Regions from separate parts of the Mus musculus genome. Here region 1 is linked to region 2. A link is a contact called in ENCODE Hi-C or POLR2A ChIA-PET data. All regions are on one chromosome and are shown on one strand. The core of a region is the stretch at or near the end of the contact, and the rest is flanking DNA. Distances in the headings are between cores, read along the strand shown. Region 1 holds the start of Inhbb (inhibin beta-B). Region 2 has its middle 11 kb from the start of Gm46144.

What was found. A loop is a pair of places that touch in the nucleus more often than their neighbours do. ChIA-PET counts read pairs that join two places held with the same protein, here RNA polymerase II (POLR2A).
Region 1: a map of left cerebral cortex shows a loop between it and region 2 (2.3-fold over the local background). The contact joins the promoter of Inhbb here to the enhancer-like site in region 2. A Hi-C loop is called at or near these places in 2 of 37 maps with a recorded cell type or tissue (both left cerebral cortex). POLR2A ChIA-PET finds 5 or more read pairs at or near these places in 2 of 5 experiments (Patski and embryonic stem cell).

What each region holds. Positions count from the first base shown.
Region 1 is chr1:119,420,552-119,424,151 of GRCm38, reverse strand. It overlaps Inhbb (inhibin beta-B), which reads left to right and starts at 1,904. Exons shown (of 2, transcript NM_008381.4): 1 at 1,904-3,525. The coding sequence starts at 3,066.
Region 2 is chr1:119,188,357-119,192,061 of GRCm38, reverse strand. No RefSeq gene overlaps it. Among named protein-coding and RNA genes, the nearest start is that of Gm46144, 11 kb to the left of the region's middle. Within about 2 kb of position 2,346, at least 1 of the 3 ENCODE cell types and tissues checked has a DNase peak (open chromatin) inside an H3K27ac peak, as active enhancers do.

The DNA.
Region 1 (3,600 bases), core at 655-3,154, 230 kb before region 2:
TCTTAAAGACCAAGGATGAAATAGCCAAATAGTGGGTGGATCTGCTTACAGAAAGAGCCAGAGGGTCAGATTGTGTATTGTGCCTGGAGTGTATACACAAAAGTCTGAGGTGGGGCAGGTAGGCTCAGGACCATATTCAGGTTGGGCTGTCACAGGCTGCCAGGAGCATCTCCTAGTTGCCCAAGGGCTCACTGGACCCTGAAAGGGCGGGGGAAAGGACACAGGACAGGAACAGCAAAGAATGGGTCTCCTAAGGGCAGAAGGGCTATTATCGTCTGGATTCTGCGGGGGCGGGAAGGAGAGGGGCTCTTGCTTCAGACTCAGAGTTGGTTAAGTCAGACCCGCCCTAGTTTTGCCCCGCAGACTTCTGGTCTGTTCCTCCTACAGGGAGAGAGGGGGCGCTCTGCTCCCAGACTTTCGTGCTTCCGCGGAACTGCTGTTCTGGCTAAGGTCCACAGGGTAGGGTTGTCTTGGGAAGTTGGGAAGCAATGGATGTTGGTGGAACGACCCCCCTCCCCAAGTCTGAGGTGTCTTTAGGGAGGGTTGTCCCGATTCCAAAGAGAACCATCCATGCGTCTACCTCTCAGTCTTGCCTGTCGTTAGGTGAGCCTATTGTGGGTAAGCGTCCTGGGAAGGGGGGGGGGGGGCTGTTTGCAGGCAATGTGTTCTGGTCTCTGGGAACTGTGCCCCGTGGGCATTGTCGTCCCAGACCCAGGTAGGGTCGGGAAAAGAGACAGAAAGAAGAGGGTACATTTGCAGTTCTCTAGTCAGTACTGGGAGTCAGACTCCCACCCATTACTGGCAGCCAGAAGAGCGTCCCAGAACCATCTTTATATCCGCTTCTGCGAGGTTGGTTTAGTCTGTTTGGACCTCCCAAAGCACCAGTGTGGTGCAGGTATCACAGTGCCCCTTTACAGCCGAGAGAGAGAGAGAGAGAGAGAGAGAGAGAGAGAGAGAGAGAGAGAGAGAGAGAGAGAGAGAGAGAGAGAGAGAGAAAGAGGCAGGGCAAGGTGAGGTTGGACTGGATTCAAATCCGGTAGTACCTGAGCCCTTCATTAGAATCTGGGTTTGTCTGAGGCCAAGTGTGACAAGACACGAATGGGACAGTGGAGACCCCAACAGTCTGGCAAGCCCTGAGCCTCCAGAGACCTTGGGTCCTCAAAGATGGGTTCCCAAACAATGCAGGTAGACCCTCGGGCCAACTACAGCAGAGCTGGCCAAGCCTCCAGCAGCCTCCGCTTCCCTTACTCTTCTAGCCCAGGGGGTTAACCCATCGCCCATTGGGACAGCGGCCTCGGACGCTAGAAGAGGGCGCTGTAGCCCGAGGGTGGCATCCAGCCGCACCTCTTCTCTGCTGCATTCGAACTTACTCCCCACCCCCACCTAGCAGATTGGATAGCGAAAGATCGTCCCTTGAAGGCTCTAGGGGCAGCTGCGGCGAGAGAGGGTCGCCCGTCCCGGTTGTGAAAGGCGACAATTTGGGACGGGGGCGGGGGGCGGCTTTCGTGGCCCTGAGTAAGGGGTGTCCAGAAGCACCCGGATCCTACACCAGGAGCGTGTCGGTGCCATTTATCCATCGCCCCATGGGGCGAGGGTCTGGAGCACTCACGTGGTGGGAAAGTTTCGAGGTAGCAAAAGTGGCCTGGCATCGCGGGGGGGGGGGCGCAGGGTGGAGAGAACCTTCTTGCCCCTCCTCGCCAAGGCAGAAAGGGAAAGAGCGGAGGGAAGAGGGGGTGGGAGGAGGATCAGGCAGCAGCGACCTGCAGAATCCGCCTCCCCCTCCGCCCCCGGGACGCCCGAGTAGGGAGGCGCGGACCGTCTCCTCCCGCACTGCCCGGACGACACTCCCCCTCCCCCCTTTTTTTCCTGCCAACGTCTATCTCAACGCGCGCGCACATACGGAGATTGTGCGGCTTTTTTACCCCTCGGGAAAAAAAGAACAGGGAGTGGAAAGGAAGAGAAGGCAAAGCGAAGAACTCCTCGGGCGCGCTCTGCACTCCGAGCCACGGCTGGGCGCGGGGACGCTGCTGCCACCGCCACCGCCGACTCGCTCTCTCCCCGGCCCTGCAGCGTGTGCCAGTGGGAGCGCGAGCCAGGGCACTCGATTCTGGGGACACAGAGAGACTTTTGGCCGCCACTGCCGCGGCAGGCAGAAGAGACAGCGGCGAGAAGGGCCCTGCCACCGCCTTTCCCTCCTCCGCCGCCCCGGCCGGCCCGCTCAGGCGGCCAGGCACAGGGAAGCAGGGAGGAGCAGAGGCCCAGGAGAAGCGCGCCGCGGCTCGCCCGCCCGTGGATGCGGCGCCCGGGGGAGCCTGGAGACAACTTTGCCGGGTGACGCGCTGGGAGGACTGCAGGGCCCGCCGCCCAGGAGGGCTCGGCACCTCCTGTAAGAAGGGCCCGCGCAGCGGCGCTCCCCCGCACAGCTCTCTCTCCTCCCGCCGGCCCGGAGCAGGGGAGAAGGACCTGCCCATCACCGCCGCTGCCTCGGGCGGCCGTGTCCTCGCTGCGAGCAGCGACAGGGCGAGGCGCTCAGGTGCGGTCGCGGGGCCCCAGCCGCAGCGCCCTCCGCAGCGCCGCGCCCGGGGTCTCCGGCACCTTCGCTTCAGTCTCCAGAGCGACTTGCGCCCGCTGCCGCCTCTTCCCTCCACCTTTCCAGCCCGGCCGAGCCAAGCCACCGTGCCAGCACCGCTGCTGCCGCTCCTCGCTTTCGCTTCACCCCGATCAGGGGGCTGCGGTGGCCCTCGACGCGGAGAGGATGGGCAGGCTGCAGATGCCTAGGCGCCCCGAGTCGTCAGCGCGCCACTGACCCGGCGGTCCCCCCCACCCCCTCACCGCCAGCCCGCGTTCCCTTCTGGTCCCCGCGGCGCCCCTTCTCGGCCGCGCGGGAACCCCCGCGGCCCGGCCGGCCCCCTCCCCCTGCGAGCCGGCGGCGGCGCTCCCGGCAGGCGGGCGGGCGGAGGCCCGGGCGGGGGCGGGGCGGGGCGGTGCGCCCAGAGCCCGGAGCCCGGCCCTGAGCTCGCTTCGCCTCGCCTCGCGGCGGGCGCCCTCGTCGCCAGCGGCGCACCATGGACGGGCTGCCCGGTCGGGCGTTGGGGGCCGCCTGCCTTCTGCTCCTGGTGGCCGGCTGGTTGGGACCCGAGGCCTGGGGCTCTCCCACACCCCCGCCGTCGCCCGCTGCGCCGCCCCCGCCCCCGCCACCCGGAGCTCCGGGTGGCTCGCAGGACACCTGTACGTCGTGCGGTGGCGGCGGCGGCGGCTTCCGGCGGCCGGAGGAGCTGGGCCGGGTGGACGGTGACTTCCTGGAGGCGGTGAAGAGACACATCTTGAGCCGCCTGCAGTTGCGGGGCCGGCCCAACATCACGCACGCTGTCCCCAAGGCCGCCATGGTCACGGCCCTGCGCAAGCTGCACGCCGGCAAGGTGCGCGAGGACGGCCGCGTGGAGATCCCGCACCTCGACGGCCACGCCAGCCCGGGCGCCGACGGCCAGGAGCGCGTCTCCGAGATCATCAGCTTTGCAGAGACAGGTGGGTTCGGCCACAGGGAAGCCAGAGGCGGCCGCGATCCCTCCCTTTTTCCTTCTCCTAGGAAGCCCTGCTGCC
Region 2 (3,705 bases), core at 1,097-3,596:
GCACACACACATCAAGTTTTTAAAGATAGGGCTGGTGAGAGACTCAGCTGGTAAAGCATTTTCTGTGCAGGCATGAGGACCTGGGTTTGAACTCTCAGCACCAATAGAGCTAAACTTAGCAGTGAGCATCCGTGGCCCCAGTGCTGGGGTCGGAGCTGGGGACAGGCAGGTGCCATCAGTTTGCAGGACATCCAGTCTAGACTAACTAGTGAAGTCCAGGTTCAGTGAGAGACTGCCTCAGAAAATAAAGTGAAGAGTAATTAGGGAAGATAACAACCTCTGGCTTCCACTTGCATGTGAGATGTATGTGCCATGGCATGTGAGCACACTTACACATGCACCACATGTGCATGTAAGCATGTGCTCTCTCTCTCTCTCTCTCTCTCTCTCGCTCACACACACACACACACACACACACACACACACAATTTCTTAAAGGAGATTCAGATGTGAGTGAGGTTTCGTATTCAAAGGAGTATGGAAGGAGCTTTGAGCAACAGAGTGACTGGATAATCCAACCAGACTATATTGCTTTCCCAGGCTGCCCTCTTTCCAGGAATGCCCAGAAGTGCCAGGCTGTCTCCCTAGTCCCAGATTCTTTTGCCCCTTCCCAAATAGGAGGGCAAAATTCAAGACCTCAAACACAGGCCAATGGCACACAGATTATCTAAACAGCCAGTATTGACACTGCCACAAGATAAGCAGGTAACAAAGGGCAAAAGCTATGCCCACAGCTGCCAAGTTGTAGGAGCCGGCCCCCAAAGATGGTCACTGAGGTCAAGAGCAGAGTCAGGACTCTCCTAATGATTCTGCATGCAGTCAGAGATGCATTCCAAGGTCTCTGTAGGAAGGTGCCAACAGCTTCTGAAGTCCAGAAGGCGCTTCCCATCTTTCTTGCCCTTGTTATTTGCAGTGAGCCTGCAGCAGACAAGCTTCCTCCCTGGCTCTGGACTCCTGTAACCCCCAGAAACATGAGAGGACTGGGCCACAGCTTCTCCAAGCCTGACATCGACTGGTGTCTTGGTTCCAACAAGCAAGCAACATGAGGGTCAGTGAGGCCCTTGACCTTCAGAGGCCTGTGTTGGGCCAGCTGGAAGAGGAAAGCTGACGACCCAAGCCATGTCAGAAGAGAGGAGGGATGCTAGAGCCTTGCATCTGTATCCACAGCTGAGAGGCACGGCCTTAAGGGAGCATGTTAGGAGCACCAAGAATAACACAGAGGAGCAGCTTCTGTTGGGACCACAGAGTTGGTAGGAGCCTCAGGACCAGTCAGTCCTCAAGTTCAGAGTCTGGCTTTCCTCAGTAACACAGTAAAGGGTGACTAAGCAGAACAAAGGGTGGGCCCAGAACCACCAGATCTGAACCAGGACAGCACCCTGGGTGCCCAGAAGGATCTGTAGCCAAGAAAGGTGACTGGCCTACCCCAGGGGCCACTGTCAGCCCAGAAGGCCAACTGCTTGGTGGGCAGAGGAGCGGAGACAGAGGTGTCCTAAGATTCTCTCTTTCTTGAGAAACAGTGTCCCAGCAGCCATTGTGGCCCCATGTGACTGAGAAAACAGAAGGCAAACTCTCACACTAGGGGAAGAAGTTTTCTATGCCACTCTTTGGAGAGTAGGGATATGGCTCAGTTGGAGGAGTGCTCTTCTAGCATGCTGGAAGCCTTGGGTCCACAGGCAACCTATTGTCCCAGCACCTGTGGGAATGAGAAAGGTGGATCAGAAATTCCAGGTCATCCTCAGTTTCATAGTAAGGCCAGCCTGGGCTACATAAGACCTGTATCGAGACAACAGAAACTTTCCTCTGCTTCTCTAGGCTTATCAAGACTACAGGTAGGCATGCACCGGTAAAATACAGATTTCTTTCACCCTGGAGTGTTATTAACTCAATTTTTCAGAGGAGGTAGTTTTGTAAAAGAGGCACCAAGAAGTATCGATTTGCCCAAGGTGACAGAGGCAGGCAAATTCAGGGAGAAGGAATGGTGTCAACCAGGCTGGGCTAAGAGCAACCCAGCAAGGGGACTGCCCCAGGACAACCATCTGACCTGGACTTGTCTACCCTGTCCCCATAAACTCACCCTCCAAGGGTGTGGCTGGTACATCAGATCTGACAGGTCAGCAGAGGGGACAAAGAGCTGGGCAGGGAGCCTCTGCTTCTCAGGGGCTCCACACCTGCGGGCACCTGGGACAGGGAACTGTTGAGGTTCAGCAGCTTAGAGCTGTCTCTGCTAGGCTTGCGTTTCCGCCTCCTCGGGGCTGTGCTGAGCGGCGGCTGCTGTCTGCCTGCGTGTGAACAGGGCTTGTTTTCCCTTCACGCCCTCGGGCTCCGTTTTTGTGAAGCACTTCCTTCTGTTGGCGCTTTGGGAATATTCATTCCTGGCTTGCACAGCCGCGTTGGTTGACAGTTGGGTTGGGAAACGTACCCGCGGCTTAATTAGGGCATCTGCGGATCTGCCAAACTCCACCCCGCCCTTCGCACGGAGGCCCCGTCCCAAGGACCCCAGGTGGGAGAGGGAACGGTCCCTCCTCCAGCGTCAACACCAGCAGGCTTCCTGCTGCTGGCTCAAGGACCTTGGTGTCCTAACCTGTCCTCCCATTTTTTCCTCCACCGTGTAACCTGTCCTGAAGCTTCTCGCCAAAGCAGATGTGCCTTCCCCATTGATTGTCTTTTAGCGCTGTTTTTCTTACTTGTGTGTATGTAGTGTATGTATGTTTGCATGTTCTTGTGTGTCTATGTATGTGTGTACACGTGTGTGCATGCATGCACAAGAAGGTTTGAGGTTGATGTTAAGGTGTCTTTCTCAGTTGTTTTCTACCTCATTTTTAAGGGCCAGGTCTCTCACTGACCGTAGAGCTACTGATGGAGCTGGACTGGACTGGCCATCCAACTCAAAGGATCTTCACATTCTTGTCCTTAAACACACACCCAGTGCTTACAGATACTGCCACACCCAGCTTTTCATGTAGATGCTGAGAATCCAATCTCAGATCCTCAAGTTTGCTTAGCAAGTACTGTATCCACAGGGATATGGATATCCAAAGGACCATGTTTATCCACAGGGTCCATCTCGTCTGTGTTCTCTCCCTGGCTCCCGCCTGGAATGCCTGCCACTTTCCCAGCTATGTTTAGATATCTTCAACCCCCTCCCAAGTTTCACAGATTTCTTTGACCACTACCTCCTGTCAGATTTAAGCTAAGTGTCGGTTTATCAGGCCCCGAGAATCATGGACAGCCTGGCTGCAGGATCTTTGCTATAAATCTGTCTCCTGAGACCTATAAGAAGGGATTCCCCCACTCTGGAACAAAGCTCTCAACAGAGCTGCTGATGTCTGTCTGTCTGTCCATGGAATTAATACCTTTTTAAATAAATCTCTTACCCAAAAGGACCATGGGCCCCAGTGAACCCTATGAAAAATCTACCATCCCCAAACTCTAATGTTCAATTCTTGCTACCATGATACTTCTGCAGTGCCCTGAGAAGATGGGCCACCATAAGTGGTCTAGGACCACAAACACATTTGACTTATACTATTTCAGAGCTAGCTCAAGGACATATTAACAGGAAAGTTCATTTTCCAATTGCTGGCAAGCTGATCATGGATAGAATCAATCACCCTGGCTGGGGCAGGAGTAGTGGAGACCTTACACCCCCAAAACCTTAGCAGAATATTGCCAAAAGAAAGCTGACGTGGGTTGAAATTAAATGTC